Regions from separate parts of the Homo sapiens genome. Here region 2 is linked to region 1. Evidence: chromatin contacts called from ENCODE Hi-C or POLR2A ChIA-PET data. All regions are on one chromosome and are shown on one strand. Each heading gives the region's core, a stretch centred on a gene start or an enhancer-like site at or near the end of the contact. The rest is flanking DNA. Distances are from core to core; before and after follow the strand shown. Region 1 overlaps C10orf126 (chromosome 10 open reading frame 126). Region 2 holds the start of C10orf126 (chromosome 10 open reading frame 126).

Region 1 (5,063 bases), core at 1,406-3,905:
GATCTTGTCCAATGCTGTAAGAAAAATAGGCTGTGATTAAACTTGTTAAGTAATAATGGTTTACTGGGGCTGGGCACAGTGGCTCACGCCTGTAATCCCAGCACTTTGGGAGGCCGAGGCAGGTAGATTACCTGAGGTCAGGAGTTTGAGACCAGCCTGGCCAACATGGTGAAACCCCATCTCTACTAAAAATGCCAAATTAGCTGGCGTGGTCGCGCATACCTGTAATCCCAGCTACTCGGGAGGCTGAGGCAGGAGAATTGCTGGAACCCAGGAGGTGGAGGTTGCAGTGAGCCAAGATCGTGCCATTGCATGCCAGCCTGGGCAACAAGAGCAAAACTCCATCTCAAAAAAAAAAAAAAAAAAAAAGAAGAAGTAATGGTTTATTGGACTTGATTTTGGTACCTCCTTGAAAGATTTTGAAGAGCAATTTTGAGCATGTGAATTTTTGCAATGAGAGATTATTTTACTCCTTCCTAAGATAGGATTCCCCTATAGTCTCAGAACAAAGGATAGTTCTTTGAATAGTATATTTCAGCCTTAGGGAATCACATTTTAGTACTTCATTTTATAGTGGGTGGATGAAAATTTCATTATGGGTGTTCATCAATTCTCATAATTTAAAATCGTAAATTAAAAATCACTAACTTAAAAGGGTTTAATGTCTCCATTGTGGAAGGCATTTGGGATCTTGGCATTTGAGTTAGTTTCCTGACCCAAAGGCTCAGACAGTGGAAGTATCATTTCCCTAGTCTCCAGCATTCTTTAAAAACAGAATTACAAGAGATAATATATGCAGTGCCTGGCACACAGCAGTGGGGAGAGCAAATGTAAACTCTTTCCTCTTTCCTCACAATCCTTCTCCTCCTTGATTCCACTTCTAAATGTCACAGCTGAGTACTGGTAGCTGTGAATAGATCAAGAGATGTCAGACAGTGGAGACAGGTGAATCTTGAGTTAAGGCGGAGATGAGGGTGAGGTGTTGGTGGAGAACATAGGTAGGTTCAGGGTCTAGAAGGTGAGTTGGTCTGGTGTCCTGAAATATAAACCTTGTTGACAAACACAGGCAAGAGAAGGTCCAAGTGATGAGAGTTGATGTTAAGGACCAGTGGATATTGGGAAACAGTTGAGCAATGGCTATTAGTTGAGCACAATCATTCCATTCAATTCAACAAACATTTATGGAGTCCTTTCTATGTGCAACTAAATGCTCTAAGATTTCTGAGTTAGGAACAGCCTAGCATGTGGCAAGTATAATTGATGGCTGATTGCCGACCTTGGGCAAAGACAATCAATCTCTGCTCTGGCTTGAGTAATCTGGTTTGGGTAGATAAGGATCACAGTGAGCACTGTGTTGGGGGAGGGTGTAGAGTGGGGGGTGACACATTTCTGCATGTGCTGATGGTTGCAACCAAAGACAGGGCTTCTGAGAGACCTACGTTGTAAATGTTCCATCTTGTTGGGCTGTTCCCATTTGTATCTGTCTCCCTCTGGTGCTAGATTTTTTTGGTTTTATGTGTTTCTAAAACAGAATCCGGTCAATTCCCTCTGAGGTCTTCAACTGGAGTTTGAGTTGGGAGGGCCATGCTGTGTAGGGTTTGGAGCCACGTGGGGCCTGCCAGCCCTATTAAGTTGCATTCTTTTGAAGTGTGTATCTCCCCTTGCACCAGCCCTGTTCCCCACCTGTGAAGCAGCTTTTGACTTCCATATATTATGGAATATTATGCACATAAGAGAAAAGAGCTTCATTTTATTTTCTGTTTTTTTCCATACTTCATCAACAATTAACCATGTTAGAAAAAGTAGAGCTGAAATAATCCCATCAGGAATTGGCACTGGGTTTCTGGAAAACTTAGTCCTAACCACCTCTTTTATTTAGTGTGTTTGTCTAGGAATTGAGAAAAGCTTGAGTGTTGGTTTATCTTATGTTTCCAACTAAGAGTAATTTCATAAATACTAGAAACCTTGCAGGGAAAAAACCTATTTTCATAAAATGATTAATGCACTAGGCAAGGGAAATTTGAATGAGGCACTAGGCAAGAGAAATTTGAATGAGTGGAAACTAGAATTGGGCTCCTTGATCTTTTTCTGCATGCAGCACTTTTTTTTATTTGGAAGCAATCCCCAAAGTTTGGAAATCTGTTTAGGTTATGAAACCCAGTATTCAGATGACTGTCACATCTTCATTAAACAAAACAAAACACAATTTTGTGCCTTCTGAACTGAAGAGTTCCCTCTATGTTGTAGGGGATGTGATGGGCTCTCCAGCCTATGAATATAGGATCTAACTGCACACACCCCTTTATGCTGAGAGGCCTCCCAGTTATAAGGCTGATGTTGTTTTTTATGACAAGAAACTATTTGCAAAATTTGATTTAGGAACCAATTAGCTAAATTTAAGATTATGAAAATGAACCAGAAAGAGAAGCCTCTGATAAACAACTTCGGCTATTGGGAGGCGGACCCCTCACATCCCATGGGGCCTCCAATCAGAGGCCTCGAGAGAATCGCTAGGAAGCCTGAAAGTGGGTGAGGCCTGGGCCACTGGAGACTGCTCCTGGCCCCTGGCCTTCTTCCACTTTGGAAGAGACCATCCTGTCCTGGAAACGTGCTCCGTGGTGACACCACGGCGCAGGGTTGGCCTTCTGGAGTCCATGTCTCTGGAAGCCGCATCCACATCCCGCTTCCTGGTCCACACTGAGTGAGGCTGGGAGAGGGTTTCCAGGGGCACTTCCGTTTCAGCTTGTTTCTATTTTAATGCCTGGAGACAATTAAAGACCAATGTCTGGTGCCAGTATTTTTTTTTTTTTCCCACAGTTCACGCTATTCTTAGAAACAGTTGAGCCAGTGGCGGTGGAGTCTGAAGGCTCTGGAATCTTTTCCTTCGTGTGGCAGCAACTTATTTTTCCTGCGGAGGCTCGGTGGTGCTTTTCTTGGGCTCAGGATTGCGGCTTGGATGGCTCATTCCCTGGGAGTGCACACACTGAGCCCTTTGGAAAGGCAGCAGCAGGACAAGGATCAGTGGCAGGCAAAGAGGCAAAAAAAGCAGGACCCGGGTTCCATAGGCAACTGCTTTATTTACAGTTCCAAAAACGGTGCTTGTTCAACTATCCTGAACTTTTGTAGAAGTTCAAACTTGGAAATTGTAGTGATGAAATGAGAGCTGTGTTTTAAAAATTACTTTTAACTGTCTATGAAGCAAGTCTACATTTTGGCAAAATGGGCTGCTTTTAATCTGGTCATGTGGGATTTAAAAAAAGATTTAATTCAGCTGGATTTTGCAAAGCCCTTGCATTGTATGACATGAGGTTATTTAAGGTATAGTTTTGTCTTCAAAGAGAAGAAATAAGACACACGCATGGATTTTTAGAGTAAAAATAACGAGAGAATGTTATTACCCAAGAGCATATATTAGCTCACTTGCAGTGATGTTGAACTGGGAACATTCCAGAAGGATTCCACGTGAAGCAGTGTTTGCATTTGTATGTTTGAAATGCTCCATAACAAAATTGAAAAACTGTAAGAGCAAAATAAATAATAATACGGATTATGAAGTAATTAAAATGAAGCAGAGAAAAAACCTGTAGGATGCAGCCTAAATAAATGATACTTTAAATCAAGCTTATCCAACCCGTGTCTTGTAGGCCACAATGTGGCCTAGGACATATTTGAATGCGGCCCAACACAAATTCGTAAACTTTCTTAAAATATTGTGAGACTTTTTTTTTTTTTTTAGTTCATCAGCTATCATTAGTGTTAGTGTATTTTACGTGTGGCCCAAGACAATTCTTCTTCTTCTGATGTGGCCCAGGGAAGCCAAAAGACTGGCCACCTCTGGTTCAAATAAACATTTACAGCCTCAGTCACATATATTAGAAAATGAAAAAGACTGAAAAATTTGCCAGCTACTTGCTTGACACAGTACAACAGAAAAACAACAGCAAAGCAAGCAGAAAGAAGGCAGAAGAAGGAAGGAAACCATAAAGATAAGGAGAGCAATTAATGAGCTAGAAAACAAAGTAATAATGCAGAAATCAACCCAACTAAAAGCCGGTTCCTTGAAAAGAGTGATAAAGCCATCTCTGGCAAGAATGACCAAGGACGAGAGAAGAAAAAGCATGAAAAAGAAACAGAGCATAACTACTGATGGAGATTTTAAAGCCTGTAAGAGAATACTATGGACAAGTTCCTGACAATACATTTGGAAACAGAGAAATCAGACAATCTCCTAGAAAAATATTAATTACAAAAACTGATGAAAGAAAAAGCTGGAATATACCTATAATCAACAAAAGAAGTGAATCAAGTTAATAATCTACAGCCTTCCTTCCCCGGATGCCTCCCTCTCCAAAAAACAGGCCAGACACAGCCAAGTTTACAAAATCTTCAAAGAACAGATAAGCACTACTTTGTATAAACTTTTTCAAAGAATAGAAAAAGGACAACTTCCCACATCATTTTGTATGCATAACCTTGATAATAAAACTGAACAAATAAAATAGAGTGTAGCAAAATTATAGGTCATTGTTAATTATGAAATGAGTGTAATGATCTTAAATAAAATATTAGTAAACCAAATCTATCAAAATATTTAAATAATACATTTTTGACCAGTTAGTGTTTATCCTAATGTGGCAGGATGGTTTACATTAGGAAATCTTTTTAATGTAATTCACCACATCTGTACGTTTAAAGATGTTCAAATGTTACTATATATTGCTTACAGTTTTATGTCTGTAAAATATAAAAATATAGTCAATTACTGTCTATCTCTGGTGATGGAGAGTAAACAATGAAATGGGGATGCTTTAGCTGGCACTAAAATATTTTCTTTCTCAAAAAATAAAAAGGTAACTAAAGGAAAGATAGTGTTAAGGATAATACTTCTTAGATCTAGTGGATGAACCCCTTGGTCATTGTCATTGTTTTCATTTCTTCTGAATTGCTGAGATATTACACAACTAAACATATTTGAGAAAAAAAGAGAAAAGGGCAAAATCTGGAACTTAGATTATATCTAGCACTGTTCTATTGATATATTTCATTTATATTAATTTATGCAC
Region 2 (5,063 bases), core at 1,153-3,652, 34 kb before region 1:
GTTTGAGGAAGGAGCTAAAGTTGTGAGTTTAAATAGGATGATGAGAACTGGCTTATGACAATATGAGATCATGAGATTTGAATAAAGTCTTAGACAGGGAGAGGAAGTGAGCCGTGTGGATCTTTGACGGCATGATGTTCAGGCTGAGGAAAGGAAGGAGCCTGGAGGTTGACTGAGGAGCAGAAGGGAATTGCTGTGCTGGAGCTGGGATGGTAGGAGCTGAGACTAGAGAGGTCACAGAAGCCTGAATCACATGGAATAGATGATAAGGGGCAAGGTATAGGAGCAGGGGGGCCTTTCAGGAGGCCAGAGCAGTCCTCCAGATGGTATTGGGATCAGAACAAGAGCAGTAAAGGCAGCCTCCAGGAGGCTAGAGCAGTCCTCCAGATGGTATTGGGATCAGAATAAGAGCAGCAAAGGCAGTGAGAAGTTGTCAGAATCTGGATGTGTTTTGAAGAAAGAGACAAGGGATATTCTTGATGAATTGGATGTAGGATAGGGGAGAAAGAGAGGAGTCAAGGATGAATCCAAGAAGTGTTCTGTTTTAGGCCACAAGGACGAAATTGTCATCAACTAACTAACATGGGGAAGGTTGTGGGTACAGTGGGATAGGTAGGGAAAATCAGTTTAGTAGTGGACGTGTGAGTTAGAGAAGTATTTTAGATATTCAAGTGAAAATGATGAGTACGCTATTGGATATGCAGGTTTGGAGTTCAGGACAGAGGACTGGACTGGAGATATTCATTTGGGAGTTATCAGTGTGTGGGTAGTATTTAAAGCCATGGAACCACATGAGATCTCCAACGGAGTAAGTAGAGACAGAGATGAAAACAACAGCAACGACTGAGCCCCAGAGTAATTAGAAGTTAAAAGGGGCTAAGGACTGCAATGAATGTGCATGACAAGATCCATGTATTGCCATCAAAGTGAGTGACTGTTTCTAGGAGGGTAGAGGTCAAGATGCCTGAAGGAGGAGAGAAGTTTAATGACCTATGATGGTGGAGTTTTGGAAAGATTATTATCTATGCATTGAACATGCTCAGAAAAGAGAGGAGAAGTATTGGGGAGGATGCCAATGGGCTGAGAACTGATGTTGTTGAAAAAGGTGGTGAACAATGTTGGGCAGGGGTATTACAGGACCAACATGTTTGTATGCCTGTTGTGCAGAAACAGACCAATACACCAAGACAGCAGGCTTTGCAGCAGAGAGAGGGTTTGATGACAGCAGGGAGGCCGAGTGAGCAGATGGGAGAAGACCCTCAAATCCATCTCCCCGAAGAGTTCTAGGCTGAGGTTTTCAAGGGGATTATGGGGGGTGAGGGGCTGAAAAACTATAGTCATTGATTGGTTGGGGAAAGGGGGATGAAATCATCAGGATGTAGAAACTGCATTCTTCAGTGAGTCAGCTTCTCGTGGGGTCCTTCAGACCAGCTGGCGTCAGTAGTTTCATCAGTATGCATGACCTACAAGAATATCTCAAATGGAAAGCAACATTTCACAATGTTCAGTTGTTATCTGTGGAGCAGTGAAGGGGGACTCTAATCTTGTGACAGGGTCTGTGTGATTCTGGAGCAATAGGTAGCAAAACACTATGAGGAAGGATCAGAGAACAGCTGACCCCATGACTAACACTGAGTATGTGCAAGCTTGGCTTATTTTTGTTTCTCTCCCTCCCTTCTCTTCTGATTAATTGTATAAAGTTTCTAGGGACAGTTTCAGGGGTGATAGATGATGATGGTACGAGATTTGCAGTAGAAGGGAAGGAGAAGGTTCTGGAAGGGGAAAAGAGGACCAGCAGGGTCCCTCCATCACCTCCAGGTCTGCAGGAGGTGGCAGGAGGGCCTGGAATGAAAAACAGCCAGTGGCTGGGCGCAGTGGCTCACGCCTGTAATCCCAGCACTTTGGGGGGCTGAGACGGGCAGATCACGAGGTCAAGAGATTGAGACCATCCTGGTCAACATGGTGAAACCCCGTCTCCACTAAAAATACAAAAATTAGCTGGGTGTGGTGGTGTGTGCCTGTAATCCCAGCTACTTGGGAGGCTGAGGTAGGAGAACCACTTGAACCCGGGAGGTGGAGGTTGCAGTGAGCTGAGACCGCACCACTGCACTCCAGCCTGGCTACAGAGGGAGACTCCATCTCAAAAAAAGAAAAAGAAAAACAGCCAGCGCATGAGAGAAGATGTGAGCATCGTCCTCAGGGAAGAGTCAGTTTTTGTCAGAACAAGGAGGGACTATTTGGAAGTTAGTTTGGGATGTGAGGCGTTTTGCTATTAGTGGATCAGGCTGATGGCACCGTGGAGGGGTTTCAGGAGTCAAGAACAGGTGGGAGAAAGTTTCCCAGTGCAGGTTGTGCAAGCCTCCTGGCCCGGAGAGTGTGGGTGTGACGAGTGGCTTGAGAGACAGGGATGAAGAGCATGAATGCGAATGTACAGCACTGAGCTCGCGTCTGCCACATGGTAAGCTCTTAGAAGACCTCAGCTTCTTATTCATTTTGTCACAAATCGATTAATTACTGAGCTGAAGGACATATTAGAAAACGGTCAATAGCAATACTTCTAACTTCCAATCTGTACTTACGCTTGGCATTCAATCGATGTTATCAAAACCTGTGCCAGCTCCAAGGAAGAGAGAACACTGTTTTCTGATTTAGTTGCTTCCTGAAAGGAGCTGAGAGCTGTAAAACACAGGCAAGATTGGACTTTTCAATAATGCTTATATATTGACTTGCAGAAACAATATTAGAACTTTTTTAAAATGCACACATTATCTCCTTAGGGTAAGGGAAAAGGTTTTACCTTTTTATTTTTGCATCTCCCCTTTGAGTGAACATCATTCTTTTTTCTTTAACTCACAACTTTACAAGGTATTTGGAGAAATATAAGGGAGAGATAGTTTCTGTTTCTCACCTCTTTAAGCAATGTCCTCTTGTATACCAAATAATATCTTCCTGTGGTTAATGATATGAGAAACAGAATGCCTCTCCAGAAACCTTTTCACATCCCAGATTCAGAGTTCCTGAGGCCAGAATCTGATCTGACATATTTTACTACTTAGGTAAATCCTTAATCTCAAGAGTGATGAGAGTGAAGTCTTTTTATGTTTGTTTTTTAGAGATGGGCCTCTTTCTGTCGCCCAGGCTGGAGTGCAATGGTGTGATCATAGCTCACTGCAGCCTCAACCTCCTGAGCTCAAATAGTCCTCCTGCCTCAGCTTCCTGAGTTGCGACTACAGCCATGAACCACTGCATCCAGTTCAGGTTTTTTGTTTGTTTGTTGTTTTCCTTAAAAAACACTAGTGATTCTATTTTGATTCTGACAACTTTCATAAGGTCCAGGGACAAAATAAATGTGTTATCTCTTGGGAGGAGATGGATTTATAAGCCCATGGGCACCATTCAGAGGCCATATGCCCTGGAAGCACTGAGGAATGTGCTCAAAGCAAACCCTTGGGTCATCCTTGACTCTTCTTTTGCTCTCACATCCACATCCAATCTATGAGGAAATTAACTTAGCTCAGGTAGTTTAAAAATCCATCTGAATGTTGCGGCCAGGCATGGTGGCTCATGCCTGGAGTCCCAACTACTCAGGAGGTTGAGGCGGGAGGATTGCTTGAGCGCAGGAGCTCGAGGCTGCAGTGAGCTATGATCATGCCACTGCACTCCAGCCTGGGCAACAGAGCAAGGCTCAGGCTGGTCTTGAACTCCTGGCCTTTAGTGATCCTCTTGCCTTGTCCTCCCAAAGTGTTGGGATTACAGGCACGGGCCACTGAGCCCTGCCTAAAACGTTCAATGTCAGTGACTTGGAAGAATGTTCTGGTGGACGGGAAAGCCCCGGATGGAGAGAGGATTCAGGCATTTGAGAGGTCAGAGAGAAGCAAGGTATCCAAGGACAATGGAATTGGCTGCTTGTTGCTCAATTGAATTGAGGCTCTACATTAGGATAATGAAAAGCTGTAGGCAGTTAGGGAGCAATTGAAAGCCACTTGTGAAGGCCTGAGGGCCTCCAGGAATGGGGCCCATATTCACTCCATTCAGTGTAGAAAAAGCAGAAGACCAAACTATGGATTTAATAGGCTTGCCTAGCTTCAAAGATGATTATCATTACACAAAGATCAGAGCACTGGTTGGGAAAACATGGAGCTCTTGTGCACGGGATGGGGACATTTGGGTGGATGCCTCCAAATATTTTGAGCTCTCAAACTCTTCTAAGCCCTCAGAGCCTGCAGAGGTGGCTCATCCTTCCCTGTTATGATCTGAAACTACCCATATGGGCCAACACCACAGAGTTCTGTCCCCACGGGCCAAGGAGGGCTTCTCAGGATCCTCAACTTCTTGCCTGGTTGCCAGACCAATCACTAGAGGTAAGTCGCAACATCACCAAGCCAAGAATATTATGGCAACACTGATGAGCTAGAAAGAGACTGTACCTCCCTCAAACTGTGAAAAATTCACCCCCATGTACTAGAAGGAAGGAACTGGATTTTGAAGGCGCTTGATCAAGGAGGCAGGATAAAGGAGAATACAGGAATGTGAGGGCATTTTCTCAGGATATGGGACTTAATGCTTGGCAAAGACCCTAGAGGATGGTGCAGACTTGCTGCTTGGGTGGTTCAACAAGCCTGGAGATAGGTCCATGCTGAGCGGAGCTGAAACAGATTTTTAAAGGCTCAGGGAAGTGAACATGCTGGTATATTATGGCGATCAGAAGACCCATCAGAGGATTATTATGCCCAGGGAGGTCTGGAGAACACAGCATTCACCAAGCCATTGGGAAATTAGCTGAAGGCTTTCCTCTGCAGACCACAACTGGTGGTGTGAAAGGCTGTTGTGGAGTTGAATCCACAGAGAGTAGTGATGATGGGGTGAAACAGATGGGAATCTTGTGAGGATACTTCTCAATACATCTAATCAAAAGATAGCCAACACAGGCCAGGCGCAGTGGCTCCCACCTGTAATCCCAGCACTTTGGGAGGCCGAGGTGGGTGGATCACTTGAGGTCAGGAATTCAAGACTAGCCTGGCCAACATGGTGAAACCCTGTCTCTACTAAAAATACAAAAATCA

What was found. A loop is a pair of places that touch in the nucleus more often than their neighbours do. ChIA-PET counts read pairs that join two places held with the same protein, here RNA polymerase II (POLR2A). Pooled maps may share reads with other maps.
Region 2: a loop to region 1 is called in a map of heart left ventricle, with 2.2 times the contacts of the local background. The contact joins the promoter of C10orf126 here to the enhancer-like site in region 1. A Hi-C loop is called at or near these places in 4 of 168 maps with a recorded cell type or tissue (ascending aorta, chondrocyte, heart left ventricle and 1 more) and 10 of 50 pooled maps. POLR2A ChIA-PET finds 5 or more read pairs at or near these places in 3 of 52 experiments (AG04450, Panc1 and WTC11).

Annotation. Positions count from the first base shown.
Region 1 is chr10:28,877,321-28,882,383 of GRCh38, forward strand. C10orf126 (chromosome 10 open reading frame 126) reads left to right here. Exons shown (of 5, transcript NR_164114.1): 5 at 2,818-4,578. Among named protein-coding and RNA genes, the nearest start is that of C10orf126, 33 kb to the left of the region's middle. RefSeq lists an enhancer at 2,690-2,910. Within about 2 kb of position 2,656, at least 7 of the 41 ENCODE cell types and tissues checked have a DNase peak (open chromatin) inside an H3K27ac peak, as active enhancers do; they include ascending aorta and heart left ventricle, where a contact is called at or near this core.
Region 2 is chr10:28,844,006-28,849,068 of GRCh38, forward strand. It overlaps C10orf126 (chromosome 10 open reading frame 126), which reads left to right and starts at 2,403. Exons shown (of 5, transcript NR_164114.1): 1 at 2,403-2,458; 2 at 3,114-3,258; 3 at 4,211-4,361.